Regions from separate parts of the Mus musculus genome. Here all the other regions are linked to region 1. Evidence: chromatin loops called from intact Hi-C (ENCODE). Cell type or tissue: heart. All regions are shown on one strand. Region 1 holds the start of Avl9 (AVL9 cell migration associated). Region 2 holds the start of Vopp1 (vesicular, overexpressed in cancer, prosurvival protein 1). Region 3 holds the start of Ppm1k (protein phosphatase 1K (PP2C domain containing)). Region 4 holds the start of Kbtbd2 (kelch repeat and BTB (POZ) domain containing 2).

Evidence for each region. Hi-C counts contacts between places; a loop is a spot of excess contacts. Peaks named below come from ENCODE experiments on the same cell type or tissue, not always from the same donor. Only the 100,000 strongest peaks of a DNase experiment are listed, where the experiment ranks them.
Region 2: it touches region 1 in a loop (10-fold over the local background); 2 of 42 quality-filtered maps call a loop at or near these places.
Region 3: a loop joins it to region 1, with 5 times the contacts of the local background. A loop is called at or near these places in 11 of 42 quality-filtered maps.
Region 4: a loop joins it to region 1, with 6 times the contacts of the local background. A loop is called at or near these places in 12 of 42 quality-filtered maps.

The regions. Positions count from the first base shown.
Region 1 is chr6:56,711,437-56,719,436 of GRCm38, forward strand. Avl9 (AVL9 cell migration associated) reads left to right here and starts at 3,469. Exons shown (of 16, transcript NM_030235.1): 1 at 3,469-3,778. The coding sequence starts at 3,686. In heart, a CTCF peak has its summit at 3,721 (motif pointing left); a DNase peak (open chromatin) is centred at 3,365; H3K4me3 peaks cover 2,187 bases; H3K27ac peaks cover 1,444 bases.
Region 2 is chr6:57,820,625-57,828,624 of GRCm38, forward strand. It overlaps Vopp1 (vesicular, overexpressed in cancer, prosurvival protein 1), which reads right to left and starts at 4,501. Exons shown (of 5, transcript NM_146168.1): 1 at 4,303-4,501. The coding sequence starts at 4,356. In heart, a CTCF peak has its summit at 4,312; DNase peaks (open chromatin) are centred at 4,017 and 4,427; H3K4me3 peaks cover 2,217 bases; H3K27ac peaks cover 3,040 bases.
Region 3 is chr6:57,530,903-57,538,902 of GRCm38, forward strand. It overlaps Ppm1k (protein phosphatase 1K (PP2C domain containing)), which reads right to left and starts at 4,585. Exons shown (of 7, transcript NM_175523.5): 1 at 4,378-4,585. In heart, a CTCF peak has its summit at 298; DNase peaks (open chromatin) are centred at 3,529, 3,999, 4,069 and 4,739; H3K4me3 peaks cover 4,219 bases; H3K27ac peaks cover 4,023 bases.
Region 4 is chr6:56,794,090-56,802,089 of GRCm38, forward strand. It overlaps Kbtbd2 (kelch repeat and BTB (POZ) domain containing 2), which reads right to left and starts at 3,724. Exons shown (of 4, transcript NM_001362210.1): 1 at 3,370-3,724. It overlaps Gm10209, which reads left to right and starts at 359. Exons shown (of 2, transcript XM_030255710.1): 1 at 359-382; 2 at 3,158-4,337. The coding sequence starts at 359. The coding sequence ends at 3,955. In heart, no CTCF peak of the experiment used is centred here; DNase peaks (open chromatin) are centred at 2,962 and 3,672; H3K4me3 peaks cover 3,667 bases; H3K27ac peaks cover 2,894 bases.

The DNA of each region.
Region 1 (8,000 bases):
GATTCATGTTTGCAGTCCCAGTGTTGGGGAAGCAGAGATAGGAGGATTCCTAAGGCTTGCTGGTCTTCTACTATAGCCAAATTGGTGATCTCCAGGTTCAGTGAAAGACCCTGTCAATAAATAGAGAAGCAATTGAAGAAAGATACCTTTGGCCTCCACAAGCATACACAAACATAAACACACAAAAAAAAATAATATAAGGGAGGTGCTAATAAATGAACCAGATTAAGGGCCATGAAGTCATCTGTGTCTCTCCCTTCTTTTGTGCATTCTCAACCTCTGCACTGCAATAAATCCTTTCTCCCTTAGGTCACTTCGTGCCTGATAGAAATTAAATACAGCATGACTTTAAATGATACATTTTTTAAAGCATTTAGATATAATAGTTAGAGATAATCTAGTCTCACCTCATAGTTCTAGGATGCAAAGCGACATATACCTCTAAAGGCAGAGCTATGTCTCCTGGACAGTGAATTAAATACCGATGCTAACAGGAGACAGAGATCTAGCCACACATTTCAAACAAATGTGTGAAGTCAGACTAATCTTAGCTATGCCAACTGTGGAAAATATTAACACAGGTTACATCAAGAAAATAGTAAAAATCAAATAGTTAACATAAAAGGGTAAAGTGAAAAAGTGTTAAAAGTACTGTGCATACTGGAAATTGTATACTTTTCATGAAGCCATGACAACTGCCTAGAATTCTGTTATATAAAAAAGGTATGTTAGAGTATGTTACTGAGTAGTAGCTGAGTAGTTTTTTGTTTGTTTGTTTGTTTTTCAAGACAGGGTTTCTCTGTATAGCCCTGGCTGTCCTGGAACTCACTTTGTAGACCAGGCTGGCCTTGAACTCAGAAATCTGCCTGCCTCTGCCTCTTGAGTGCTGGGATTAAAGGCATGCGCCACCATGTCCAGCTGTAGCTGAGTAGTTTTAGAAGCACTTAAACAACTTAATTTTTGAAACTGTAGCACATTCAGTAAAGGATTTGAAAATTCTAGGAATAACAAACCTATTTTGTGCCAACTATAGTAAACTCCAGAAGATGTACTGAAACTGTACATAAGTATATTTTAATCACAGCACTGGAATAAACATTTGCTAGGTACAATTTAAGTTTTTGTTGGTGAAGATTTGATTCAAGGCTTAAATTGCTTCCAAACTCTAGTATATAATCTATGTATCTATTTTTTGCAAGTCTGAGAAGGATCCCATTTGCCTAGACTTTAAACTTTGTATTAGCCAGGGTTCTCTAGAGTCACAGAATTTATGGAATATCTCTATAAACTAAGGGAAATTATTGGACCAACTTACAGTCTGCAGTCCAACTAACCCAACAACGTGCAGCTGTGAATGGGAAGTCCAATAATCTAGTAGTTTCTCAGTCCAAAGAGGCTAGGTGTTTCAGGTCTTCTATATAGGCTGGAATCCTGAAGAAGCAGGTTCCAATAGATGTGTTGACATTTAAGGGCAAGCAAGTGGAGAAGAAGGAAGCCTTCCTTCTTCCATTGTCCTTATGCAAGCCTCCAGCAGAAAGTATAGCTCAGATTAAAGTGTGTACCACCACACCCGGATTTGGAACTTGTTCTGTCCCAGGTTGGCCTTGAACTCAGAGATCTGCTTGCCCCAATCTGTTGGGTTTTCAGGTGTGTACTACCTTGCCTGGGCCTAAGCTTTTCATAGCCACCATGCCTTAAGATCTGGATCAAAAGTGTATGTCATCCCATGTCAAGATCCAGGTCAGAAGCCTATGTCTTCCAGCCTCAAAAACTCGATCACAGATGTGCCTATCATTTCTGGATTGTAGTTCATTCCAGATGTAGCCAGGAATAGCCATCACACTCTCCAATGTGAAAAGTTTGTCTTTTCTTACAGTTTTAATAACCATATGCCTTCTTTATCTCCTCTCCCCGTCTCAGGTCCTTCATTAGTTTATCCAGATGTACTCAGTTTAAACACTGCCTATTCTGTACTGGTTGATCTTTTCCAGCCACATCCTAAATCAGCATGAGTTAGGACCTCAGCTAAAATGGAAAAGCCAACAACCACCATTACCACCACCACCTGGCCATCCTGAACAGGTGTGCTTGTTCCTGCGGTTTTTTTGGACTATGACCCTTATCATCATCATCATCATCATCATCATCATCATCATCATCATCATCATTTATTGTCCTTGTTGTTGTCGTCATTTTTCGAGACAGGGATTCTGTGTAGCCCTGGCTGTCCTGGAACTTGCTCTGTAGGCTAGGCTGGCCTCAAACTCAGACATCTGCCTGCCTCTGGAGTACTTAGGTTAAAGGTGTGTACTTCCAAGCCTCGACTAATTTTAAAGTTATAAAGCTTTACGGGGTCATTTTACTTTGTGAACACATTTCTCTCTCTCTCTCGATTTATTTTATTTATATGAGTCCTCTGTAGCTGTCTTCAGACACACCAGAAGAGAGCATCAGATCCCATTACAGATGATCCATTACATACCATGTGGTTGGCTGGTGGGAATTTAACTCAGGACCTCTGGAAGAGCAGTCGGTATTCTTAACCGCTGAGCCATCTCTCCAGCCCTGTGAGCACATTTCTAACACTATGTAACCCACAGTTGGCTTGAAATTTGCAAACCTCTTACTTCAGCCCCTCAAGTTGTGGCATTACACACTTGCATAAAAGAAACTGTACGTATAAAAATTAAATGAAAAAAAAATCTAGCCGGGCGTGGTGGCGCACGCCTTTAATCCCAGCACTCGGGAGGCAGAGGCAGGCGGATTTCTGAGTTCGAGGCTAGCCTGGTCTACAGAGTGAGTTCCAGGACAGCCAGGGCTACAAGAGAAACCCTGTCTCAAAAAACCAAAAAAAAAAAAAAAAAAAAAAAAAAATTCTAGAGTGAAAGTAAAAAAAATTTTGAGTAAGCAAGAAACTTAACTTCAACGTTGAATACATGAGATACCAAACCTCATGAATATGTCTTCTTGCTAAACATTTAAAAATCAAGACTGAGAGATCCCACGGAAGATTTAAAGAGTGAAGAGGAAATACGTTTATAAATAAGTAAAACTGGTAAAAAGGAGGAGTAACGATATTTCATGAAGGAAAAATAGATTTTAGAAGGAAGTGATTTGACAAAGATCGTAGGGAGAAAGGAGCAGGTTTAAGAGTCAGCCAAATCAACCCCCTGTGCACACCACTTCACCACTGCACAGGGTCTGTGTCTGTCTGCCCTACCTTGCCCTGCCCCGCCCCGTCCAGCTCCGCCCCGCCCCACCGGTCGTGTAGGCCGCGCCTTCAGCTGGGGGTCCTCTTCCTTCAGGCCAGCTCTCGAGCAGGCCCCGCCTCTCCTGTTATACAGCCCCTCCCCTCTCCGCCTCCTTTTCCTTTAGACCCGCCCCCTGATCAGGCTCCGCCCATGCCGCCTCAGACCCAGCCGGGACAGGGGCCTCAGGGTACCGCCCCGCGCTGCCGGAGGCGGCTGTAGCGTCAGGTGACAGCCCGGAAGCTGCGGAAGCGGATGAAGCAGAGAGGTGGAGGCCCGGTGGGGCTCCGCGGAGGTGAGGGAGCTGGTCGGCGGCCCCGGAGCTCGTGGCGCAGCGCGTATGCGGCGCTCAGGCTGACATCCGAAGGCTGCCGCTCTGGGTCGTGCGGCCGGGCCTCGGCGTTTGGAGTCGCGGCGGGGGCCTCCGGCGAGCGTCCATGGAGAAGTCTGGGCGTGAGAGTGACGGCGCCCCCTGCGGGCCTGTCCTGCACATCGTGGTGGTCGGCTTTCACCACAAGAAGGGCTGCCAGGTGAGGACCGGCCCGCGCCTTCTCGGCGCCCCGCGGCCTTCCTCGCGGTGTGCCTCCGGGGACTGCGCGACGAGCCGCGGGGGTTCGGGTTTAGCGGAAGAATGACGGGCGAGCCTTGTGTTCCCTGTCAGTCTCCACCAACCTGCTGGGTGTCTACCCATAAAGGAGCTCTTGAGGAAAACTCGGTGTTTGGACGCCGGCACGTTACGAGCTGTGGGTTTCCACACGAATGCTCAAGTAGACTGACGCACTTGTAAGCTCCGCTCGGCTTCCTTTGTTTATCTCTTGCGAGCCTTGGAATCTGTAGTTTGGGGTTAGCGACCGGCCCCGCCCCCTTCTCTTTGTGCCATTTCAGATTTGATCCGGCCCAGAGCTATTCTTTTGGTTAGGTTAGCCCTCCAAATCGCTTGCAGTAAGTAAAAATGTAATTTGTCAAACAGATAGTGCAAATGGAGCCAGCTTCTTAAATGACTCTTCACCCTACCGTCTGAACCGAGCGTTTGCTTTGTGTTGAAGGCAAAGGAGCAAAATAGAATAGGTTTGTTTAGCCTAAACAAACACTGGAAGCCAATGATGTCATAATGTGCTAGTGAATATATATATTGAATACTTAAGGTGTTGAAAAAAACGGATTGCTTCTAGCAGAAAACGAAGCACTTGGTTTCTTTTCTTTCACAGAGAATGTAACATTAGATTTATTTACAGAAGTTCAGTTAGTTAGAAGATAACAAAAGTAGTGAAGGGAGTGGAGAAGTGATAGCTGCGAGTGTGTGTGTCAGTGTACAGGTGTGTGTCGACTGTTACCTTCAATCTAGGTGTGGTGGCACATGGCATACATCCAGCAAATGGGAGGCTTGGGGCAAGAGAATTATCTTAAATTAGACAGGGTACTTAGACCCTGCCTCAAAAAAATAGACTATTATTTTAAGATGTTATATTCGCTTATCCTCAGAAAGATATGGAATAACACTAAAGAGAGAGTAACACTATTGTGTATGATATTAAGAAGTTTTTTTAGTACTTCCTGATTACAGCCTTTGAACTAACTAGTTGCTTTATAAGCTAGGAGTAAAGTAACAAAATGACAAAAATCATACTAAAAAAAAAAAAAGATTGCTGAGATTATACTGTTATGAAAAACAGCCCCGGAGTCAGTCAGAAGTTGTAACTTTGCATCCTGTGCCATGGGTGTTCTTGTGTGTGGTAGTATAGTCATCGTGGAAGCTTGATTCAGAACTACACTGAATGGAGGGAGCTCTGGGAAGGAAACTGGAAAACATCAGAGTTGATAGGAGATAGGGTAGTCTTCGGATTCTTGCTGTCATTTGAAAGTCAAGATTATTATGTTTCTGCCTCTCTTACTGGTTTTATTAATAGTATAGCTTTCAATAAGGGAAACAGTATATAGTGTTGCATAAAGATTAGAGAACAGAGACTGTTTAAAAACAAAGATACAAGAGCAGCCTGCATGCTATCTCATTTTTTTGCCTTTGCCTTTTGGTTTCAGCATGCAGGTACAAGTGTCTGCTTTTGTAAACTAAGTTCTGTGCCAGAAGCAGGAGGCCTGTATTAGGTTACTCTTAAGACCAGCAAATCCAAAGCTTCCTAATTTGCCCTTCTTAATTTCTTTTGTCAGATAATGTATAATTACAGTGAAGCAAACAAGTCCTAGTTGAGTTTTTCCCCAATTGATGCCTAAAGTAGCTTGATTAATCATTGATCTTTTTAAAATTATACCTACTTAGGGTATTGAAGTAACAAAGCACTAAGAACCTAATCCTAGGCTGGGGAATGTAGGTAGCTCAGTGGTAGAGTGCTTGCCTAATAAGTACAGAAGGTAGATCTTTGAGTTCAAGGCCAGCCTGGTCCACAGACTGAGTTCTAGGACAATAAGGGGTATACAATAGAGAGATCCTATCTTTTTTTTTTTTTTTTTTTTTTTTTGGTTTTGGTTTCTCGAGACAGGGTTTCTCTGTATTGCCCTGGCTGTCCTGGAACTCACTTTGTAGACCAGGCTGACCTCGAACTCAGAAATCCGCCTGCCCCTGCCTCCCGAGTGCTGGGACTAAAGGCGTGCGCCACCACGCCCAGCAGAAAGATCCTATCTTAAAACAAAGATTTATCTGCTGTCATGCTCTGCTCATTTTTTTTGGTCATGCATGAATACTTAGTTACATATTTTTACACCTCTTCCAATCCCTCTTGTGTCCCTCCCTCTCCTCAAATTTTTCATTTCATCTTTGTTACACACATGCAAGCATGTGTGCATACACACATATACATTTAACCTACTGAGTATTTAGTGTTGCTAATATTTAATGTTGCTGGTGTGTATGTGTTTAGGGTTGACTACTTGGAATAGATAACCTATCAGAGACTTGTCCCTGGAGAAGGCTGAGTCTCTATATCTCAGCTCAATGAGTTGCCTAGAGCTCTTCATCTAGGTTTGGGGCCCTTGTGAGATTTCCCCTATCTGCTTTGCCATAGCTACTGACTTCATTGTGTAGGTCTTGTTTAGAAAACCATATTGCTGAGAGTTCATGTGTACAGCTTTCCTGTTATATCTAGAAAATATTATCTCACAGATAATATCTTGTCCTCTGACTCCTAGAATCTTTCCACCCCCACTTCTACCATGTTCTCTGAGCATTAGGTGTAGGAATTGTGTTATAGATGTATCATCTACTTGGGTTGGGTACCTCATGGTCAGTTGTCCTCTGCATTTTGAACAGTTGTAGATTTCTTTTTGGGTTTTTTTTTTTTTTTTTTTTGGTTTTTCGAGACAGGGTTTCTCTGTATAGCCCTGGCTGTCCTGGAACTCACTCTGTAGACCAGGCTGGCCTCGAACTCAGAAATCCACCTGCCTCTGCCTCCCGAGTGCTGGGTGGGATTAAGGGCGTGCGCCACCACGCCCGGCTATAGTTTTAAATTTTTAAATGTTCAATAGAAAACAATTATTTTCCAAACCTTAAAATAATAATAACAATAATAATAATAATAATAATAATAATAATAATAATATTTATTGTGTGTATGATGTGCTTAGAATGGGTTATGGCCCATGTGTAGAAGTCAGAAGTCAGTTTTGTGGTGTTGCTTCTCTCCTTCAACATTTACATGAACTAGGGTCTTTATGTTTACATTGTTAGGTTGCAGGCACCTTTACCCACTAGGCCATCTCAGCACTCTAAATTTTTGCTTTTGGCCTCTTTTCTGATAAAGTCCTGGTTTGTATACATAGCTAGCTCTAATTCTTGAATAAACTGTTTCTTTGTTTTTGTTTTCTTGTTTTTTTTACCAAACTATTTCTTTTCTTTCTTTATTGTGCATTGACAGTATCATACACGTATGTAAAGTCTTTGGGTCATTTTCATCTCTCATTACTCTTTTTCATGCCCTCCACTCCTGCTGAACCCTTTCTACTCAACAAGTCTTCTATTTTCATGGTTTTGGTTTGTTTTGGTTTGTTTTGGTTGTTATTGTTGTTGTGTGACCCACTGCACAAACATGGATGGGGAAATTAGTCACTGGAACTTTGGCACCTTAATGACTACACCACTAAGGAAAATGATCTGTTCCCATCCCCTAGCAACTATACTAATAGTTCCTCAGAGGTGTGTGGGACCTTATGACTCTCCCCACGACTCTCTTGTTTTTGTTTTTTGGGGACAGAGTTTCTCTGTGTAGCCCTTGGTATCCTGGAACTCAGTCTGTAAACCAAGCTAGCCTGGATCTCAAATCTAAACTCTTATTTCTTTTCCTTTTTTTCCTCCAAGATTTATTTATTTGTTTGTTTGTTTTGTGTGTATGTGTGTGCCTGAGTGTATATGTTCACCATATGTATGCAGGTGCCTGTGGAATCCAGAAGAGGGTGTTATATTTCCTGGAATTGTAGTTACAGGCAGTGTGAGCTTCTCAAAGTACATGTTAGGAATTGAAACTGAACTCTCTGCAAGAGCAACAAATACTCTAATCTCTGAGCTCTCTCTCCAGCCCCACTCTATATTTCCCGGAAAGAAAAAGCAGAATTATAAGACAGTTGGAACTTTACCAGGGAAACTGGGTTTTCCTAACAATTTAGAAACTGACACAGAAAGAAGTTTAAGGGTCACTTGATAAAACAAAACAAACAAAAACAAAACCAAGAGCCAGATGGTGGTAGTGACACCTTTAGTCCCAGCACTCAGGAGACAGAGGTAGATTTAACTCTGAATTCTAGGAC
Region 2 (8,000 bases), 1.1 Mb after region 1:
ACCAATCCTAAATCTGATAGGGAACTAATATCCAATATATACAAAGAACTCAAGAAGCTGGACTCCAGAAAATCAAAAAACCCTATTAAAAATGGGGTACACAGCTAAACAAAGAATTCTCAACTGAGGAATACTGAATGTCTGAGAAGCACCTGAAAAAATGTTCAGCATCCTTAATCATCAGGGAAATGCAAATCAAAACAACCCTATGATTTCACCTTATACCAGTCAGAATGGCTAAGATCAAAAATTCAGGTGACAGCAGATGCTGGAGAGGATGTGGTGGAAGAGGAATACTTCTCCATTGCTGGTGGGGTTGCAAGCTTGTACAACCACTCTGGAAATCAGTCTGGCGGTTCCTCACAAAATTGGACACAGTACTTCAGAGCATCCAGCAATACCTCTCCTAGGCATATACCCAGAAGATGTTCCAACTGGTAATAAGGTCACATACTCTACTATGTTCATAGTAGTCTTATTTATAATAGTCAGAAGCTGTAAAGAACCCAGATATCCCTCAACAGAGGAATGGATACAGAAAATGTGGTACATTTACACAATGGAGTACTACTCAGCTATTAAAAAGAATGAATTTATGAAATTCCTAGGCAAATGGATGGATCTGGAGGTAGCCCAATCACAAAAGAACTCCCATGATATGCACTAACTGACAAGTGGATATTAGTTCAGAAACTTAGAATACCCAAGATACAATTTGCAAAACATATGAAACTCAAGAAGCAGGAAGACCAAAGTGTGGATATTTTGTTCTTACTTAGAATTGGGGATTAAAATACCCATGTAGGGGGTTACAGAAACAACGTTTGGAGCTGAGATGGAATGAAAGATCATCCAGAGACTGCCCTACCTGGGGATCCATCTCATAAACCGCTACCAAACCCAGACACTATTGCATATGCCAGCAAGATTTTGGTGAGAGGACCCTGATATAGCTGTCTCTTGTGAGGCTATGCAAGTGCCTGGCAAATACAGAAGTAGATGCTTATAGTCATCTATTAGATGGAACACAGGGTTCCTAATGTAGGAGCTAGAGAAATTACCCAAGGAGCTAAAGGGGTTTGTAACTCTATAGGAGGAACAACAATATAATCTAACCAGTACCTCCAGAGCTTATGTGTGTCTAGCTGCATATGTAGCAGAAGATGGCCTAGTCGGCCATCATTAGCAGGAGAGGCCCTTGGTCTTGCAAAGATTATATGCTCCAATACAGGGGAATGCCAGGGCTAGGAAGCTGAAGTGGGTGGGTTGGGGAGCAGGGCTGGGGGTAGGGTATAGGGGACTTTCGGGATAGCATTCGAAATGTAAATCAAGGAAATATATAATTAAAAAAAAACTAAAACTAAACTAAAATAAAATAAAACGAGAAAGCTCAGACTAAAACCTTACATTAAATTTGCATGTGACAAATCATTAAATGTTTTTGTTGTTGTTGCTGTTTTGAGACACAGCTTCTCCTTTTAGCCTTGGCTGTCCTGGCACTCAACAGGGCACAGCTCTCTACCGGAAATCAGGCACTGAAGATAATCATCATGTAAACGGGAGCGACCTAGAAAACACATGTTACCAGCATCCAGATAGTGAACTTCAGGAATGCATCAGAGCTCAGCCCTTGGGAGGTTGTCAGCCCTTCAAAGAAGTTTTAAATTCCCCATTAAGATAAAACAATTCAATCAGACATGGTGACCCATCCCTGTAATCATAGCATGTGGGAGACTGAGGCCTAGGCTACATAGGAAGATCCTGTCTTAAGAAGGACTGTAGCTGAATAGAGTATTGGCCCAGCATGTGTAAGGTTCAGACTCCCTCTGGTAGCTAAGAAAACAATAAAATTAAATTAAATGAACAAATCCAAGAATGCAGATTGCAGAAGAGGGCCTAGTTTGACTACTTTGTTCAAGGCCCTGAGGTCCATTCCTGGCACTTGAAAAAAAGTTCCTATGCAATGAAACAGGTTACAGGATAGAACAAAACCTTCTGCACTAAAGGATTAGGCTTTAGACTGATGATGTCAGCAGGCTGACAAGGAAAGCAGGTTGTAGGGGCATTAATATACTTTTCACTTGAACACAGGAGACAACCAATTTCCTGCTCCTCTTTCCTCACCAAGACCAGTGGGCTTTTTCCCTGACTGAAAGTATTCAGTGGTCTTTCAAATCTCCCACAAGAAGCGGGGGAGGGTCCTATAGTAGGAACCAATCAGCTTGCCTTTCTTTGTCTGGATTACCCAATCCCCTGTAGTAGCCTGAATCAGCCAACTAAGAGGGAAAGGAAGAACTCACCCCATCCCCAAACATAAAACTTTAGCACTGCCTGACACAACTCTGATTTCCAGGTCTTCTGCATTCTCTCTCTCTCTCTCTCTCTCTCTCTCTCTCTCTCCCTCCCTCCCTCCCTCCCTCCAGGTGCTGAGACCTTGTTTTTACTGCCTTATTTTTTTAAATCAGCACAGAAAAAAAGTCCATTCCAAAAAACTCTTGACAACCAACGTCACTATGATGGCATCAAATCAACAAAGCAGTAGATTAAAAAAAAACAAAAAAAAAACTGATGACAAGCAACAATCTTAGCGCATCATATTTGATGTTACTTTTGGTTTCCCTTCTCCCCCAGAAAAGCTAATTCAATTGACTTGACTCATTTTGAAGGCTTTTCCACTGCTGGCCCTTGAATGTAAAGCCTTAGAGTGTTGGCAGGTCTGCCACTTCTCTCATGTTCATTTCCTCAATAAACATCGTTCGAATACAAAAATATAGAAAAGAAAATGAAAAAATAAACACAACCAGAAAGAACACCCACCCTAATAAAAATAAAATCAGCAGTTTTGAAGCAGACTTTTAGGATACACACAAAGCTAAGTTGGAGACAGGAGTGGCACAAATATAGAAACAAGAGAACCCCAGATAATCTTCCTTACACACACACAGACACACACAGACACACACACACACACACACACACACACACACACACACACACACATGCAAATGAGATTGCCAGATTACAAAATTTACCTCAACGGAGATATGCTGAGGTAAACACACGTTTATTTTTGTAAACAGTGCTCTCTGGTTTGCTTTTCTACAGCAACCAATGTTGAATCATTACCCAGAGGGTTTGGTTTCTAAGCTTTTAAAAATATGAACAACAAGAAGAAAGAAAACCAGAAGTGGCACTTCTCAAAAACGTTAAATGTTAAAAAAGAAGAAGAAGAAGAAGAAGAGGAGGAGGAGGAGGAGGAGGAGGAGGAGGAGGAGGAGGAAGGAGAAGGAGAAGGAGAAGGAGAAGGAGAAGGAGAAGGAGAAGGAGAAGGAGAAGGAGAAGGAGAAGGAGAAGGAGAAGGAGAAGGAGAAGGAGAAGAAGAAGAAGAAGAAGAAGAAGAAGAAGAAGAAGAAGAAGAAGAAGAAGAAGAAGAAGAAGAAAGGAAAGAGAGAGAGTGAGCGAGAGAAACAGAAAGAAAAGAAAAAAGAGGTATTTCAAAGAAAAACGAGCAATCTTTGCTCTGATCCGAACTTAGAGCTTGGAGAAACTGTTCCCTTAACTCTCCTGGAAAGAAAGACTTTTCCTCCAGCATAAATGAGAATCTTTCCAAGCACCGCTGACTCCCCAACCAAGGAAGTTTACAGTTTTCTGAGGCAGGACAGTGATAGTCAGAGGGGCATCCTTACCCACTTAAACTGACTTTATTAATACAAAAATCTTTCAAAATACTGAAGCTGTGGAGGTATGAACAAACCTCCAAACCCCAATCCATATTTTACACACCAGATTTTACACATCCACTCTTTTGCCTTTGAATGAACCCGCTGGAGCAGGAAGGGTGGTTCGCGTCACAGGATGTCGCAGTTCAGTCGACCGCAGCCCCGCTCTAACCCTGGCTGTACCTCGGCGGTGCTTCCACCCACCATCAAGTTTCCGCGGCTTCACAACAGTACACCAACCACCCAAGCTCCCCGTGGGATTTTTCTCCTCGCCTCTAAAAGCCTGCACTTCATCTCCAAAGGCAGAAATGTCCCTGTCCCTCCTACCAGCTGCGGGAGGCGCCGCCCCAGGCCCCGAGAGACAGGGAGCGCGTGTGGACACGCACAAAGGTCCCTCCCGGGGACGCAAGCCCGAGCAAGCAGCGAGAGGGAAACGGGGCGCCGACAGGAGGAGGAGGCGCGCAGGGAGGACAGGGGGTCCCGGCATCAGACCCCTCCGCCGCCCCACACCGCAGACTCGCGAGCTCCGCAATGCCCTTCCCGCGTCCCTTCTCCCGAAGGCGCGGGGAACCGGCGGCCCTACCTCCACTAGCAGCCCGAGCAGCAGCGCCGCCACCCTGCCGAGCCGGCGGCCCATGGCTCCAGCGAGGACCGTCCGAAGCCGGGCTGTACGGCCAGCTCAGGGCCAGTCCGCACCCCGGGACGGGCGGGTGGACTCCGGGGATACGAGCTGAAGCCGGCAGAAGGACGCGCGGCAAGCCGGCGGAGCTCGAGGACGTGCCAGGCCGCCCTCGCCGCGCGCCCCCGATCCACCTCACGGGCGCGCGCTCGTGGGCTCGGAGCCTGCAAAGTCTGTGGAGCGCGCTGCGGGACGCGGAGACAGCGGGGCTGGGTGAGAAGACGGCCTGATGTCTCCTCTCTCGGAAGAGACCATCTTGTCTCACCTTGATAGTTCTGGGAAGGTTTTTATAGGACACCGGGTTTGGGAGCTGGGGGATGGATACGGATGGACCCATCACTGGGTCTTCCTGAAGTTTCTAGCCACGGAGACATTCTCACTGAGGTTCCTGTAGGTAAGGTGGGAGGTCCACTCCGCCCCAGGACAGTTAAAACCACAAGGAAAGGACAGCTGGTTGCAAAAGGTTAGTGTAGGTTTATGCCAACATCTTTCTGCCTGACTCTGCTAGGACCCCACCTTTGGACTCCACAGTGCACCTCACCTTTGAGGTAGGCTCTTTGACCATAGGGAATTGCTGCTAACTATTCTTACTTTCTCTCAGACATTCCCCTCTGGCCCCTCTCCACACACACATAACAATAAGGCTCAGATGACATCTGAATTTACTGAACTTACTGAAGCATTGGTTGAACTTGTATCAGACCTGAGCTGGAGGCCAAATATGTAGAGGTGAACAAGAAAACAGCTAGTTTAAACTATGATGCGTAACGCTGAGTACAGAGATCAGGAAATAGAATCAATCCTTTAGGTTCAGAGAGATCCCTAAACAAGTAGCAACACTTGCCAGGAAAGGCTGAAGATTTGAGCTTCTCCCTGGATATGTAAGATGGAAACAGAATCGTCTCGTTGTATCACATGGGCACATGGCATACATGCATACCTTCAGACAAACACATCACGCACACAAATGAATTAATTTTTTTTTTTTTTAGCAACTAGAGTTCGTTAAATTACAGAACCACCTCCAACAGGATATGGAGGGAAGACAGAAAAACGGATCTCTCACAGGCGAGTCTTAAATACTTTGCCAACTTTCAGTACACATACTTGGTTAAGATAGAGCATACACCATGAAACTATACCTGCTATAACTGGCAAGCAAAGAAGGAAAAAAAAAAAAACTGGCCTCATGATTACCCTCAAATTCCATGTTCCAACACAATAATAGCTTCCTGAAGTTTTATAGTAACAGGATAAAAATAAAAAATCAAGCCCTTTAGTGGAGGCACTAAGTAGATAGGTTATAGTGGAGCAGGGAAATCTCTGCTTTGGCCCTGATGATATTCTTAATTCTGGTCACTAGAAGCAGTTTCTTTGGGGAGTTGTTTCTGTGCACACAGAATTGACTCAAAGCCTGTAAAGGATCGTTGGGCTATGGTAACTTTGTCTTCCTTACAAATCTTTTTTGTAATAATTTTTAAAATTGTTTTAAAGAATTTCGTGCATGAGTATGTATATTTCCTTTTTTCATCTTCCCCTCTCCAATTCCACCTGTGGCCCCTCCTACCCCCTCTCAAATTTATGATCTCATCTTCAATTGTTATTGTCACATTTATACACAACACCTATGTCTAGTGCATTATATTATAGAACGTACTGAATGCATTTAATGTTGCTCATATAAACACATTTAGGGCTGACCACTTGGGACTAGATAACCTAAAAGGGGTTAATTCCTGGAGAAAACTGAACTTATATATGTAAGTTCATGTATATACATATACTTACTCTCTTGATTTTGACTAGTTGTGGATCTCTATAGTGGCTTCCATCTACTGCATAATAAGGAGCTTCTTTTGGCAAGCAGCGTGAACAATGTTCATCTGTGGGTATGGGCATAAGTTTTCAAGAATACAGTTAAAAACCTATATTGATTTAGGAAAATGGCAGTGGTAGGTTCTTCTTTAAGGTTTATGACCTCTGCAGTTCCAGGTAATTGGTTAGGTTTACAGTACAAATAATTCTCACCTATTGATTGAGCAGCCCCCAAGTTCACTTAGACAGCTGATAGTTACCCCAAAGACTTAACTACAGCCATTAGCCATTGGGTATGTCTTGCTGGGCCAGTCATTTTTGTGCTTTGCTGGATTTATCCCTGGGTAAACGTTTTGATTGTTTTTCTCCCTTGTCAATTTACATAACACCTTCTGATGCTATAGCAGCTAATCCTCAGGGAAGAGGCTTCGAGATCAGTTACAGTTAAATTCTTCTAAATTCTGTGTCTACAGCAATAAGATTTTTACCTCCAAGTTCTGAGAGGCAACCAAGGGCAATGCAAGTAGCCATTTATTTATTATTTTGGGAGTCCTTTGGACAATCCTGACCAACAACTCAAAGGGAGGCTTCCCACTTCTGGTTGTCTTCATTAGGGTTTCTATTGCTGTGAAGAGGCACCATGAAAACAGTAACTCTTATAGAGGACAACATTTAACTGAGCTTTAGTCCATTGTCATTGTGGCAGGAAGCATGGTGGTCTCCAGTAAGACATGGTGCTGGAGAAGGAGCCACGAGTTCTATATCTGGATTAGCAGGCAGTAAGAAGAGAGACACTGAGGCCTGACTTGAGCATTTGAAACCTCAAAGCCCATACCCAGTGTGGTGTAGCCTTCCTTCAACAAGACCATATCTACAACAACAAAACCACACCTCCTAATAGAGCCACTCTTTGGTGACAAAGCATGTAAATCTATGAGCCCATAAAGGCCATTCCTATTCAAACCACCACACTGGGACTGAAGTTTTCATTGGATGGTCTATGGTTATTGGGGGAGCATTGTCACCCCATGAGGCAAAACTTTGTTTTAAAATTTGGATACACATATTGTGTATATTTTATATAAGTTTATAAAATATTTCCCTATAACTTTTTCAAGCATTCTTAGTGTTATTTTTCTTTTCCTCCTCCCTCTGAATTATCCTCCTTCCCTCTCCACACTTAACTCTCAATCCCTCACCACTCCATTTCCCCTTTCACCTTCATAACACCCGTGTCTTACTATCCCCCTGCCTTGAGCTCCTTCTACCCCATCACCCTTAGTTTCTTCCTACTTTTCTATCTTCTGCAGTCACTCCCAATTATACACCCAAAAAACATTTTAAAAAAAAGTGAGCAAAGGTCTGCAAATAAGAAAGACTATAGCATTTGTCTCTCTGGGTCTGCGATACCAAAATCGATATAATACAATCTAACTCCATCCATTTACCTAAATTTTTCATGATTTAATTTTTCTCTACAGTAGAATGGCATTTCATTGTGTATAATCACATTTTTATTTTCCATTCTTACTTTGAAGGACATTTAGGTTGGCCCCACTTCCTGGCTGCTGTGAATAGAACAGCAACAGACATGGCTAATCAAGTAGTGGAATGTTGTGTCCTTTCAGTATATGGCAAGGGATTGTAGAGCAGGGTGCATGTACTTTAAGGTTTTTGCAAACTTTCCACACTGATTTTCAGAGTGGTTGCACCAGGTTGCCAACCCACGGGCAGTGATGAGGCATCCCTTTCTCTGCATCCTCACCAGCATTTTTTGTCATTTGTTT
Region 3 (8,000 bases), 820 kb after region 1:
GAAAAGGGATAGCATTTGAAATGTAAATGAAGAAAACATCTAATAAAAACTAAACAAACCAGACTAAAAACACTAGTCTTAAGCAGCAATTACCTTAACTCACTGAGCCATCTCTCACTGGTCCTAAACAAACTTTTTTTTTTTTAAATATTACCCCAAGATACAGCCTTCAGTAAAAGTGTGTGAGATATAGGTGGCAGCAATGAGAAGTTTCAAACTAATGTAACATAGCACGTAATAGTTACTGACAGAAGTAACTGTTAGAGCAGTCGAAAGCAAGTTGAGAGAAAACAGAGATTACCAAAGCGCCCTCTCTGGCTTCAGCCTGAAATCATGTGTACCAAATGTCCTGCTACTTAGCAGAAATGCAGGACAGTAGAGAAATGATTCAAGTTTTACAACAAGACTTCTAGGATACTCTTGCCCTCCTTTTATGTTTCTTTCTAATGCTCAAAAATAAATAACAATTAAATGATAAACACAACTGCAGTCTCAGCGGAGAACAAATATCCACAAGACATATTATTGGATGGTAAGATAAGGTAAAAGTGGAGAGTGTCTTTGAGCCTCTAACATTTATCATCAACTTGACCTTGCTCTATATTATCCACACTGTTACTTTTGAAAGTCAGCAGCAGGGCAGTTATCAATAAACAACTGCTGGAGAGCATTTTGTTGGCAGAGGTTCAGTGTGAGGAGCTATACAGCTGGCTCCTCAGTGATGCAGAACTAGGTCAGTACCACCTACGCAAGGAGATTTATGTGGTTCCCTCTCCTTTGCAGCCACACCACAACTATACCACACTGATCCCTTTCAGAGACCCAAGAAAACTATTCAAAGGCAACTTGTGTTCCCAAGCTACATGAGGACTTTCAATTAAACCTGCTCACAACCCAGAGTTGTAGCTTATTGGTTGAAAACCCTCAATTCAAAAATCTAACCAGTTCCCACCAAACAAAAAACAAAACAGCAAGAGAGAGAGAGAGAGAGAGAGAGAGACAGACAGACAGACAGACAGACAGACAGACAGACAGACAGAGACAGAGAAGCATCGTTACTCCAAACCAAACAAAGGTCTACACTGAGAAAGATTTCTCCTGCTTCAAGTTGAGGAAAAACAAAACACAGCATCATCAGCCTGAGAGGTCTTGGAATGCCAGCAAAAATAGCCATGAACTGAACAGCAGATGAGAGGGGCAGAGTGGAAGTGTGAAAGACCACACTTAGAAAAGAGTGGAGGACAACCTGACAGGGGCCTAAGCAGTCTCTATGTTTATCAGCTCAGTGAGCTTGAGCCAGGATAAGCTTATCAGCTTCTCCACTAAGAAGCAGCTACTTAACAAGGTGTTTATAATCAGGAATGCCACTCTGTGGTTTAGAAATCTAAGCTAACTGATGTTAGTAAACCATTTAAACAATTATATGTAAGCTTTCAAAGTGAAGCATCCGTCATTCCTGATACTACACAAAATATCCCAGGAAACTAATGGAACATGTACAAAGCATATACACAAACAATGCATAAACTTTAAACTATGCCAAGGAAAAAAATAAAGAAAAATAATTTGCCTGGAATCCTAGATATAAAACATAACCAATCTAAAATATATTGGTAATTGTATATAAAAGGAAAAATGGTAATCTTGCCCGAACTATTTCAAATTCTTTCTTATTTCTCAACCAAAACAAAATGTATCACAACTTAACCACATCAGTCTTTTTTTTTAATTTATTTATTATTATAAATAAGTACATTATTGCTGTCTTCAGACACAGCAGAAGAGGGGGTCAGATCTCATTATAGGTGGTTGTGGGCCACCATGTGGTTGCTGAGATTTGAATTCAGGACCTTTAGAAGAGCAGTCAGTGCTCTGACCCACTGAGCCATCTCGCCAACCCCACATCAGTCTTTAAAAATATGTTTGTGTATGTCCAAAAGTAAAAACGCATTCTAGGGGCTGGAGAGATGGCTCAGCGATTAAGAGCACTGACAGCAGTCTTGAGTTCAAATCCTAGCAACCACAAGGTGGCTCACAAACATCTGTGACACCCTTTTCTGTTGTGTCTGAAGAGAGGGACCTTGTACTCACATACATAAAATAAATAAATCTTTTAAAAATATGCATTCTAGATTATGTTCTCTATTATAAATTTCTGAAAATACGCCTTTTCCACCATTTCCTCCTGATTTGTGTGACTATGTCTTTCTCCCCATCTTCCTCCTCAACCTGATACTTTAAAACTGACAAGTTAAGAAGTAAAGAAATAAATAGAATTGCAATGTTAGAACAATGTTATTGCCATATAAGTAATTCCATTTAGCAGAAATTTCAGCCCCAAAAGTTTAAGAAGCTGTGAGATCATCTTCAAGACAGTACTGTGAAACCCACTTTTCCAGAACAACAACTTCAGGCCAAAGGAGTTTGATTCCCAACACTTAGGAGATGGAGGCAGGAGGATCAGGAGTTAATGCCCAGTCTGGACTACTTAACACCCAGTCTCAACTCATGGGCCTTGTGAAGTTTGCCAGTCACCATTTGATTTCATAGCACAAGGACCCACACATGCAGATGCAAGACTACTGCACCAACTTTCCTTTTCATATTTCTCAGATGTTTTACTTGCTCAGCAGTTTAACCCCTGAGCTTTTTCAATTTCATTTTTGGAAAAAGGAGTCCTATCTCGATAGCAGGTTTTGGCACTGGAATCTGAATGTCAAAAACTATTCAAAGGGGAAGTTTATTATTATCACTTTACACAAGAACTCGGCAGGATTAACTGACTGAGGGTTCTGGCAGTCAGCAGAGGGCTTGGAGTTTCCTCCCTCCAGGAAGCTGGTGAGGTAACTAGAAAGTGGCACTTTGGTATTTTTCCATAATGGAAACACAAGATAATTTTTGATATGTATGTATGCATACATACATGTATGTGAGCCCGGGGGAAGTGCAGGCCAGTGCAAGCAGGCAGAGGCCTTTAGTGGTCAAGCAACATCATCGGCCCGATTTTTAACACTCTTAAACTCCAAATTTCTTTACCACCATCAACAACAAAACCCCAGTGCACCCCAATAAACAACTAAAATCATCTGAAAACCTCAGAAATGTATTTTAGGAAATCCGCACTCTTGATGCCTTTATCGCCTTTTAGGAGGAAAGGAAATGTTAGTTTACTGGAGAAAAGAAAACAACAAAACGGTCAATAACTCCCTTCGGTTGTATGTGAGAGTCTGTTTTCATAGGCGAAGTGAGAATACAGTATTGAAAAGTAAGTGTTACTCAACTCTGTGAAGGGGGTGGGTTGATGTAGACAAGGAAAAAGAGACTCGGATTGCAAGAAAAACAATTATAAACAAGAGCCCATTATCCAAAGCTTCCTATTTTATGACATTTGTCATACAGTGTGGTGAGCTGGTTTCCAATTTCCACAAGTTCCAACACACACTAGAAGGGCAACACAGCCCCTTCCGCCAAGCCCTGCAGATCTCGATCTCAAGAGAGCCCCAGGTTTCCTCACCAGGGCACAGGTCCAGCAGAGGCTACATCTGCTCTGCCGGGTTGACATGCACATTGGGGGTTGGGGGCTTCGCAGTTTCTATTCCTGCAGCTCCTACAACGAAAACCGGTGGAGCTTTTGAGAGTCGAAATTTCCTAGCTATTTCTACCCAGAGCCTCAATCTTTGTCTCCTCCGGGTAAATTCTCTCATCTACAGAAAGCGTCTGCGAAAACCTGCGCCAGGAGCCACATGCCCCTAAGATACAGTGCTCTCCTAGCAAAGCAAAACACAAGCTCTCAGATCCAAACGACCAGGGCTCCGCAATCCTTCTCTACACCAGTCCCTTTGCAAGCCTGGGCTGGATAGAATCGTGGGCTGGTTTGCTGGCCTTGAACGAAGCTGGACGCGGCAGGACAACACTCTCCTGAGCTCTTGAGATCTGGCATCCCAAGTTCTTAGGCAGCTATGCCTGCTCTCGCGGGCAGGAGCGCACCAAAGGGTCTCGCTGCAGTGAATCAGGGTTCTGTTATCTTTGCTAGCTTTCTCATTCTCTCCCTGGGACCCCGCCCATCTTTCTATCCCTGCTTCCCTGGGGCTCACTATCAGCCCGAGGTCAAGTTCAAGGCCGACCAAGGCTGCTTTGGGGGAGCCGGATGCTCGGGCGCAGCCACCGTGGGCCTAGGCGAGAGCAGCTGCTTTCCACTTCCAGAAAAAGGGAGCACATCGAACCCAGAGAGATGCGCGTGGGACTCGGTCTCAGACAGAGTAAGCTGCAGGAACTCATTTCATATTTCTCTTTCGCCTTCCCGGGGACCTCCGGAGACCGCCAATGTCTCGTCAACAACCTAGGAGAATAAGCGAATTAAACTCCTTAGGCTCTTACCTTGTGATGGGTAGGTGTCTGTAAATTTCTTAATTGGCTAATGGAAGGAAGGGAAGGATTTCTTGGATGATAAACTAGACTGACTTCTCTGTTGATTATGATCTCCAGAACAAGCAATTAGGGAAGCCACAGTCTCTTCCACTCCTGGAAATTCTCGGAAAATAAAAAAAAATCAACCGCAGCTGGCCAAATGGAGACCCGGAGGAGTGTATTTCCGATGATTGACAGCAACACTAGCCAGTTGGTGCTCTGAAAGACTCTTTGCCCGCCCTCAATCTGAGCCAATTACAGATTTAGATAGGAACGAGCCTCCTGCACAGGCAATTTGACCTCTCAGATTGCCAATTAAACGCCGTAGAGCGACGTCAAAGTGGGCCAGTAGCTGTTCGACGTTGGCGCCCCGCCCTCCTGATGGGCCTGGCGGCCTCGAATCAGGCACCAGGGACCTTGCTTTTCGCCAGCCACTGGAGGAGGGAGTTTCACTTCTGCCAAAGTTATCTTAACTCTGACCCAAGAAATCGAGACTCGGACAGCCACGCTTTGCTTGAGTGTAGCACTTGTACGTCATCCAGTGTTCTTTGACAAATCACAAACCAATGTTCTTCGGACTGCATTAACAGGCATCTTGGGATGGCTCGCGACTATCCTGCATGCCAAAAAGATTTCCGTCTTTTGAAGGAAGCATTGCCTTGGATCTGGGGGTCCAAACTGATTCAAATAATCAGATAACTGCCTTTAGAACCTTCGGTCTAATAAGGAAGATGAGGAAGCAAGCCAACAAATAAACAGTAAAAGACAAATCACGTCTAAAGAGGGAACGGCTCAGGTGTGGCTGGAGAACACTGGGCAGCGGATTTTACCGCGCTGAATCTAGTCAAGGCAGGATGGATCTGAGCAGAAGACAATAGCAGATGCCTTTCAGGCTGTATCAGCACACTCCCGGGCAGGTTTCATGCACAGGAATACTGGTCAACACTAAATTGACTCCATGATTTTTTATGTGTGCGTGTTTTGGTTTTGTTTTGATACTTTTTAAGTCTTTTTAAAAATATTCATTTATTTATTTATTTATACACTGTACACTATAGCGGTCTTCAGACACTCCAGAAAATGGCATCAGATTTCATTACGGATGGTTGTGAGCCACCATGTGGTTGCTGGGGTTTGAACTCGGGACCTTTGGAAGAGCAGTCAGCGCTCTTAACCGCTGAGCCATCTCACCAGCTCCCCCCACCTCCACTTTTTAAGTCTTAATTGGGTTGTTTTTGTTTTGATTTTGGGTTTTTGTTTTTTTGTTTTGTTTTTTGTTTTTGGGTTTTTTTTTTGAGACAGAGAGAGAACATACATAAAGTTGAGTGAGTAGTACGGAAGTGGGGAGGATCTGAAAGGAATTGTGGAAGGGGAAAGAATTGCTCAAAATGCATGTATGGAATAAGTTTTAATTAAAAATATTCTTAAAATTAATAATTAAGTTGTGTTGCCTAGTTGCACCTCCTGGTCCAAGAGCATCTGGAGACCCAGTGCATTTAATAATAATATGTTTCGACAGTGATATTTGTGTTAGTGACTCACTAAATCTAACAATGGCTTATGTTGGATAGAGAATCAATTTTCATAAAGCTCTTGAAATTGTTACCGGATCCAGCATATAGACAGAAAAGTGTGCATATTGAGTGTGGCTCAAGAGATCTTCACAACATACAGCCTGACTTTATATCTAGCACCTGATCAAGAAACAATGTTTTTAGTCCCCAAGGGACCCTTCATCCTGCCGGGCATCCCATTACTGCTTCTGTCCAGGGGCAGCCTCCACGCTGACTTTTAACACAGTAGATTAATTTTGTCTTTACACTTGGTATGTATTAAACCATAACCTACACATACTTTTTGTTTGTTTGGCTTCTCTGGTTCAACAACGTATGTGTAAGATGTATTTTTTCATGTTGCTATCAGAACACATACTACTCTTCCAGAACGCTGTAGTTTGATTCCCAGTTCATGTGTAGGGCAGCTTATAACCTATAACTCTGGGGGTTCAATGCCTCTGGCCTCCAAGGACATCAGCCCTCTTAGGCACATACCTACACACTGACCACACCCATAGACATAATTAAAAATAATGAATCTTTTAAAAAAAAACAAAGAAAATTAATTACTATCATTTGTATTTGTAACTAAGGAAACTGGATAAAGAGACTGAAAAAGTGGGCTGAGGCACTTAGTTTGCAAGAGGTTGAACTGGGACTACTTGGCTATGTCTCTCTTCATAGCCAGGCTCTCCGCTTCTTTCTCATGAGAGGTAAGTGTGAAGACACTGAACTCATATTCACTATGCAGTACTGCCCAGAGCCTTTCTCTCTAGAGCATCTTTGATGTCTTTCCTACACGCACTGCAGAAACAGCACCACCTAATTCTGAAGCATTTACACACCCAGGCCTTTTCTTTTATAGACTTTCTGGTGAGATTTGTTGCCTGTTCTGTTTTTAGGACTGATGATGATTTTGTGCTATGTGAAGAGGTATAAATGTGGCCTTTGTCAGTCTGTGATCTCAGCAGATCTCTTTCTCTTGCAGATTGCTTTGGTATTTTTCAACAAGAAAAGGAGAGGGAGCGAGTTCCTGTGGTCCAGGGCACATCCATCCAGTCATAGTAGCTTGTAGACAGAGACTTTACTCTCCTAACGTACAAATCTTACTGGAGAATTTAGGAGGAGGAAGTGAGCGATAGGTCACTATGACCCTTATCTACAGTAACCTCACAGTATACTCTGCCTGCTCCTGGGCTCCATTGGGAAACAGCCTTCTGGCAAAAGGCTTTGTGTATCAGTCACTTCAAACAGGCTAAAGGTAACTTTACCTAATTCCATGTTACAAGCAGAATTGCAAAGCCATCCGTTTCTGGTTTTCATCTCCTTTTCTAAGGAAAGAGTTTGCCCGAAGGCAAATCTGATAGAACTCATCTCACAGGCATGGTTATATTCTACTCTAACTGAACCAAATTACTTATTTTCCCCATTTCAGAGCTGCAGGCTTCAGTAGGGCTCTCTCTCCTTGCTAAACACAGCAGAGCCGAATATTCCAGTGGTTTTCGGCCTTCCTAATACTGTGTGACCCTAAAATACAGTTCTTTGTGTTGTGTTGACCCCCCCAACAATAAAATTATTTTTGTTGCTACTTTATAACTCTAATTGTGCTACTGTTATGAGTCATAATGTAAATATCTGTGTTTTACGATGATCTTAGGTGGCCCCTGTGAAAGGCTCGTCCGACTCCCAAAGGGGTCACAACCCAAAGGCTGAGAACTGCTGCAAAGTGTAGTATTGCACACCTCTTTCCCTCTTTCTTTTCTCCTGCTATGGCTTTGATGGGATTATAATAACTTGGCTCCCGGGACAGGGTCAACAGGATGTGGGCCTAAGTGAGAGTGAACTGCTGTCTCTGTATAATAACATACATATTTTACATTCCTCCTTCAAGGAATGTCTTCCTTGTTAATGTTAATGATCCATGATAATCAGAGATAGCTCGAGTCCCTGAGGAGAAGGTGTGGCTGATGTCTCAGTAAAATGGTAAACACTGGGACCTTCAGGGCAGCCCTTAAGGCTACAGAAAAGAATTTTAAA
Region 4 (8,000 bases), 83 kb after region 1:
GTACAACAATTTTTATTAGTCCAATCACTGGTGAAACTTTGTATCCTTTCCTAGAGGCCAAATCTCCATACTTTTAACAAGCCTAGAGATCCTAGTTACAAGGTCACAGTAGTAGCTCCCTATTTCTATCTTTTTCAGACAGGGTCTTGCCCTGTGGGGCTGTTCTGGAGCCCTCTATGTAATCCAGGTTTGTCTTGAACTCTGACCTTCTTGCCTTAGCTTCTCCAAAGCCAATAACCCACACATGAGCCACCACGTTCAGCTCTAAATGAAACTTTAGTGAAATTAGTTTTTAACTGTACTGAGTTTTCTGATGGTACAAAGTATGAATTTATCAGCCCAACAAGATTAACCTTGGATGGCTGATGTCAGTGCAGAAAAAGTAAAGCCAGAGACATAATAACACAGTCACTAAACAAGTGCCTCTTGAGTGGTCACTCCCTTTGTAGGACTAAATGGGGTTGTCTTAAAACTCACTATGAAGAAGACCACGCTGGCCTCCAACCAAGAGATCTGCCTGCCATTGCCTCCCAAGTGCTGAGATTAAAGAAACGCACCATTACACCCAGCTCACTACATGATCTTTAATCAACAAATGCTACACAAGTGAGTTTTGAGAGTTATGACAAGAAAAAGTGAAAGTGTTTTGAGAAAGGCTGGGGCTTTGTTTGTTCTTTAAATTTATCAAATCTGATAAATTTCAGTAATTTCTCCTACTCTTGGGAGTTCAGGTCTGTCCCCAAATGTTTCTTTTATTCCCAAGCTATATTCTCAATCAGGCTAACGACACATACTTATGTGCACAAGGGCAAGCTCCAAACACTACAGCACGATCAGTGAGCTCCCAAGAGCCTATGACAGAATAATTGAGCTCAGGATGCCATTTTAGATGATCGCTCCTTTACCTCTCCGTCTTACTCAGGCTCAAGAAGTGGGACGGGCCTGGCTGACACAAAACTGACCCAAAGTTTTCCACTAACACTGTTTTCTTGGGTCAGTTCCTCCAACCACAACAGAAAACAATTACTGACAAGAGAACCAAGAAGTGTTTTCATACACCTAATACTGTTTAAATTAACTTGTCATTCCAGATACCCCAAGTTATGTAAGTATCACCTTGGATGCTCTACATTCTTTTATAGGAGTCTAAGGGGTAGAGCCCCTTAACACTGACTGTGACTACTAAAATATGTTTCCTTACAGACACACAAAACTAAATAAAAGCTTGATGCCAAGTGTGCCCTCTCCCCAGCAGGCAGAGGAGGAGATGAATCCTGGTAGTCCAGGCCAACCTTAGCCTACCGAGCAAGATCTTGTCACTTAAAAAACAAACCAAGGGCTGGCTGGGACTATAGCTCAGTAATAAAAGTAGGGGGCTTGCTTAGCATCCCCAGTGCTACAAAAATAAGTAAACCACAGAGGTAAAGTTCTTGGAAGCCCCTGCTTGCAATGAAAGGCACAAGTCACTACTGTCATTTATATGAGTGGCGTAAATAAAGATGGTCCCAGTACATTGTTTCCAATCTCCCATGACAATCTCTCCTTCCCATAAAATGATCTAAGAACTCAAATCCTGCCAAAGCATCAAGAATACCCTTCATACACCTAAGTGCTTGAACCAGCCTGCCAATCAACGCTCCAAGTTACATAAGTATCTGTTTTATTCAAACTCTGCAATACAGGGCAAGACCTATGTATAACAAGACACATTTCAGGACAGCAAAACCCACCATTTTCTCAGCCCCAACTGTCTTAGGAATGCTGCAGGGAAGGGGTGGGTGGGTGGTTGTCAACTATTTTCTAAATAGCATGCAAATCTATGGAAAACCAGGTATCTTTTGGCTTTCAAGACTGCAGTCAATAGGGCACGGCATGCTAGTAGTAGTTTGCAAACCCCAGGCTGAAGCAGGACTTTAAGGCAAGCCTGCGTTACACTATTAACACAGTCTACCTCAAGAGACAAATCAGGTTTCTAGGAACTTAAACATCTAAATCACTCAAGGCATAGAAACTTAAGAAATGCTAACTATTTCTGCTATCTAATAAAGAAAACTCTACTGTGGCCTCACTAATAACTACTACGACTCCTATTATTTCTGTCACCTCCTTACAGTATTTGTAAAGTTAGCATATTTTACAGCACTGTACTTATGGAAATAAAATAGAGAATAATTACAGTACTTATCTGAAGAGAGGAAATAAGTGTGGAAACACACGGATTACATACAAAGAATGCTCAACGGAAAAGCCGTAGTTGCCAAGAATTATATACCCTCTCTTAAGATTTCTGGCCCTGATCTAAAGGAACCTAGAAAAGCGTTAAACCAACAAAAGAGCAAAGCAGAAAGGCATAACCTTATCAGACAGACGAAACGAACAGCAACGTTTCACATCACAGAGGCTGGGAAAAACAACTGACTTGGCTTTTCAAATGGATCTTAGATTACAAATAAAAGCTTCATCCACAGTCTGACTAGACGAAGTCATTCTCACCTGCAAAAGATCTGGTCTATATTACTCAAATCTGGGGAAGAATTCACAACTCCAAAGAAATGAAGAAACTAAAATAAACTGTATTAACTCACAGGAAGAAAATATAATTTCAGTCAGAGCACACCGCTGATAGGGCCGTTCCTCAGTGTCTGCTCAGTGAGCCAGACTTACAGATTCATGTATAAACAACACGTGACCAGCACTGTCTTTTTTTTCCCCCCTCGTTTTCACAAAGCTGATATAGCTGTTCACAAAGCAAAGTCTTTCAAGTTTACTATCTTAATTCCTTGCTTAACTTAAAGAGAGGCCACCAAAGAAATTCTAGAGATCTACAGCCCGGAGAATACGCATCCCTTTTCCTTTAGGTAGCTATAAAAAAAAGGAATCTTAAGAGCTACTAGGCCAGGCGCTTGGCGGGGCGGGAAGTGGGGGAGAGCACACGACAGCAGCGCCCAGTCGGCCGACTTAGCGTCCAGTTCCAACCCATGATTTCCGTCTAAAGCAAACAGGTTTCAAAGTGCAGCTTCCCCTTCCCACAGCAGAGCACAAGCAGGCCGAGGACAACAGGACCCCGGCTAACCTGGCTAACTCTTGGTTACTGCCGATGTGCCAAGAAAAAGAATTATAATAATACTTTTTTTTTTTTTAAAAAAAAAAAAAAAAGGGCAAGGACGCGGTCGCCCTTCTCCGGCGGCCGCGACACGAGCCGGGCAAAACAGCTCTCCCTCAGAAAGGACGCCGCCCCGAGCCCCGCAGCTCGCGCAAGGCCGCGCCGGAAACACCGCGCGCTCGGCGGAAGCGCCCCAGTTTGAAAGCCGCCGCCGCCGCCCCGGGCCACAAAGGCCGCCCGCCAGCCTCGCGCCCGGCCGGGCTCACCTCGTCCCCGGTCGCCCAGCTCACCGCGCCGCTCCGCCGGGCTGCACTCACGCGGCCGCACGCACGGCGGGGGCGTGGCGCTGCGGGGATCCGGGCCGCTCGCTTCCGCCCCCGCTTCCGCTTCCTCGCGCCTCCTGGGCTGGGCCGTCACGGCCTGCCGCCCGCGCCAGTGCCCGCGCCCGCTCCAGCAGCGGCTCTGCGGGCTCCCGGGTGCCCGCGGCTGGACCCCGCCTTCATCTGGCTCACCGCGCCCTTTTCCTCTGCCCCACCGGAAAGCCAAAACAATCGGAGCCGCGCAGGCGCGGGAAGGAAACGGAAAGCAGGAAGGGCGGAGGCGGCGCGAGGTGACGCTGGCGTCTGGGTCCGGGCTTCCCGGGCTGCTAAGGCGCGTGCGCGTAGCAGAGCGGGGTCGCGCCGGCCACCCATCCTCAGGGATGGCCTAGAAAAATCAGTTCCCAAAGTTCTATTCAGCGGCACTTGGACTTCTGTGCAGCCGCAGTTGTTCGTGTTTGAGGTGTCCACCCGAGATACAGACATTTGCAGGCTGGGCCAGAGTGGGGGCCAGCACTGCACCCCGGGAAGCTGAAGTTAGGGGAGGAGGACATTGGACCGTTTGCTATATGGGCTGCTTTCCTTAGTTCCAGCCTCCATCGCTTTCAGAAGTTCCGCTTGCTAAGGCCTTGGAAGTATTGGCACCATCGAGATAACCCGCAGTTTGGAAGCGAATGGGTGCAGAGGACGGTCTCCACAAATGATGCCTCCAGCCAGTTTTTACTGCAATGCAGCAGACACCCTCCATGCCCCAGATTTCAAAGCAAAGCCTTGAAGTAGCAAGTGCCTGTGGTCTGCGAGACTTGTTGGCAAGCAAAAATGTTATAGATTTGCCTAAAGATACATGTAACGAAAACGAAACAAAAAACGTTCAGAATTGCCTACTTCCTAACTTCAACTGTTAGAACAAGTCCAGTTTTGAAAATAAGAATGGCCACATATAAAGCATTAGGCAAAGAGACAGACACCTCTAATCCCAGATGGCAGGAGGCTAGAGAAAGGATATCAGGAATTCCCGGCTGTCCTTCGCTAAATAGTGAGTTCAAATTTTAACAGGAGCACATGAACGACACCAGACTATTTAAAAGTGCTGGTTTGGTAGAGGGGGTTAACAGGCCCTCAGAATGCATTACAGAGCATTACAATGCAATGCATCTATCTTGCTTCCCTGTAAGGATACAAAGAAAATCTTGTCTGCTCTCAAATACAATGTATCTATCCACTCCATTTTGCTGTCTTGTAATAATACAAAGAAAATATAGTTAACCGTGCTGGTATACAATGTATCTATCCACTCTAATTTTGCTTCCCTGAAATAATACAAAGAAAATCTAGTTGACCGACGTCGTTGTGAACACCTAGCACATAGCACAAGGAACTTCTTTGTAGTTAATGGGACTGCTCTTCATCTTGACTGCGTGAATATGGAATTCCTAGGTCACGACCCAATAACGATAAAGTTTACAAAGTTTAATCTGGGCATAGTGGCATAGGCCTGTAATCTCAGTATGCCAGAGTTAGGTAGGCAGATTTCTATAAATTCAAGGACAGCCTGGTCTAAATAGCAAGTTACTTGTTATAAGCCAGCCAGTAAGTGAGTCCCTGCCAAAAAAAAAAAAAAAAAAACCAAAACAAAAGAAAAAAAAAGAAAAAAGAAAGTAGCGTTTATATAAAAGATGATGTAGTCCAAATAAGGTTTTTAGTCTATTTAATTGCTTTTGCTAATACCAGCTTCATAGTTTTGATAATATACTATAGTTATCTAAGATGGGAAGTCACTAGAGGGGTTTTCAAAGAACATTCTACTTTTGTTACTTTTTATGCTATGTGTGTGTGTGTGTGTGTGTGTGTGTGTGTGTGTGTGTGTGAGTATGTGTGTGTGCGTGTATGTGAGTGTGTGTGTCTATGTGATTCTTGAGAGGTCAGTGTTCATGCCACCACACTTGTGTGGCAGTCAGAGGACCACTTTGCAGATTTCCTTCCACCCTTGTGTGGCTTCCAGAGATGGCACTCAAGGTTGCCAGGCTTGGAGAGCAGGCTTCTTTGCCTGCTGAGCCATCATGGGCTCATATTTTTTATACTTTTTATGAATCTGTAATAAAAAAAATCTCCAAAATGTGGGGCTAGAGACATGATTCTAAAGTTAAGACCACTAAATTCCAGAGGACCTGGGTTCAATTCACAGCATCCACATTGTTGGGGGCCACAAAAGTCCTTATATTTCAAATAAGCACCAGGGAAACCAGGAATGTTAAACATACAGGGTATTTCCACAATGGAGGAAGTAAAATACTTGCATCCTATCCAAAAACCTGAGAGTGGGTGTTGTTAACATGTGGTAACCTTTTGCTCTCTGTAGAGGTAGAATTCACCTAAATCCCTCAGAATAATTATTCCAGACTCTTCACCCCTAAACCTTTTATCTTTAGCTCCTAATTAATAGACCCATCATTAGGGGAGGTAGCCTGTTGACCTCTATTCTATCTTGATCTGAGATGACACCAGGATTGTATTATACCAAAAAAACTTCTCTCCCAAATTATACTGTATTTAAATATTCTTCACGTGGTACACAGATATGCATGCAAGCAAAACATCTATGCCACAGACCGGGCTCAGTGGGCCCTCCTTAATCCGTGCAAATCAGAGTCTCGGACAGATGGGCATAGAGTCTGTGAGTGACAAACAGAAGCGACACAAGAGAGTGTGAAGACTCTGAGTGTAATTTGTCAAATCGAGCATCAAACTTTTTATACAGAAGAGTAACAAGAAACCAGGCGAACACATCCACTAAGTTACAGTGACACAATACAAAAGGAATGTATACATCAAAAGATGGCACGGACCAGGCCGTGTTTACCACTAAGAAGGGAGCCAGGTGTAATGCTAGTCTATTGTTAAGCCTACCACTAGGGGTTCTTAGTAAATGCCTGATTTATGCTGTTTCTTTGAGCCACATGAAGAAACCTGTCTTGGGGGATTCCCTCACTCTTCATGGTAAACCTACCTATTCACTAGGCCATTGTGTATTTCCTTGTTTGGGTGAGACTGGCTACTGTCCCAAGTAATCACTCTGCAGACTAGCCCTGAGCTATTCTAGCTCCGTTCTTTGCAATGCATAATTAGTTTTCCCGTCTCTGCTAGAAGTAAATTTGAATGTTACTGAATAGGTAACCTTCTCACTGAATTCCTACTGAATTCCAAACTGGTGGGCTTCAAGGATTTTCTGGAACACTGATGGAGGCTCACCTATGTTAAAATTCAATCTTTAAAGGCACTTATAATAAAATAATACTGAAAGAGAGCATACACCATACTAACGTGGGGATAACGTATGAGTATATGGGTTATGGGAATGCCAAGGTTCCAGGAGGCATAGTTTCCTTGAAACTCTTTGCCTCATGAGTGCTTCCAGGCCTCTAGGCTTCACTGGAGTGGATGTAGCACATCTATACATATAAAATTACATTTACATTTTTTCAAGTTCTCAAAAGTGAACATCATGCATTCAAAAAATATTTTATACCCTGGAAACCAGAAAAAAAAGTCTCATAGGGGAATGGATGTGTCGGGGGGAAAGATCCAAATACTGTGAGTCAAGTTCTATAGAAGCAATATGCACAGGGTGCTCTGAAGGTGCAGAGGAATAAGTCGGTTATAGTATGTGTATGTTGGCTCATACCTGTAATCACAGTCTTTGGGAGGCTGCAGCAAGAAAACTGTCCCAAATTCAAGGTTCTATTGAGTTCTAAGCAACCCTGGGCTACAGTGTACTATTCTCAAAGGGGGATGGGGGGGCGTTCAAGTAGATTGGGGCTTGCTTCTCTCCTGTCTCCTCTGGAGGGTAGCAGGAATATAGTTTGAGCCTAGAAGCTTGAAGTTTGGCTGGGCAACATAGAACCTATATAGCAGGAATCAAGGCACACATATGGCTTTGCTTCAGCCACAGGGGCTTGCTCTGAGTACTGTGGAGCACTTAGGCTGGCCTTAAACTTTGAATCCAGTTGGCTTAGGCTCCCAAGTGCTGGAGTTTCAGACTTGTGCCATCAATCCAGTTCACAGATACTGGAGTGAGTCTGGCAGCTTTGATCTTGCTTGTTTTCATTTGCACTTGTTACCCTTTTGTTGTCTCTAACATGATTTTGCAATGTAAATTCTATTACAGCAGAAACCACCATTTTGGGTTTGACTTTCCAGTTTTGTATAGTACTGTCTAGAGCAGTGGGCTCTTAACAGGTGGGTTGTTGCTGTCTTTGGTGGGGTGTTAAATGACCCTTTCACCTAAAACCACCAGAAAACAGATTTTTTTTTTTTTTTTTGCATTGCAATTCATAAGAATAGAAAAGTTACAGTTATGCAGTAGTAATGAAAATAATTTTATGGCTGGCGGTCATCACAACATGAGGAACTGTATTAAAGGGTCACAGCATTAGGAAGGTTAACCACTGGTCTAGATGCTAGTAAATATTTATTGAGTGGATAAGGTCTTTGTTTATTATGAGAATGACAACATTTCAAGACAAGATAGATTTAGATCATGAAATGGTTTAAAATCTATACCTTATGATTATATAAGAACA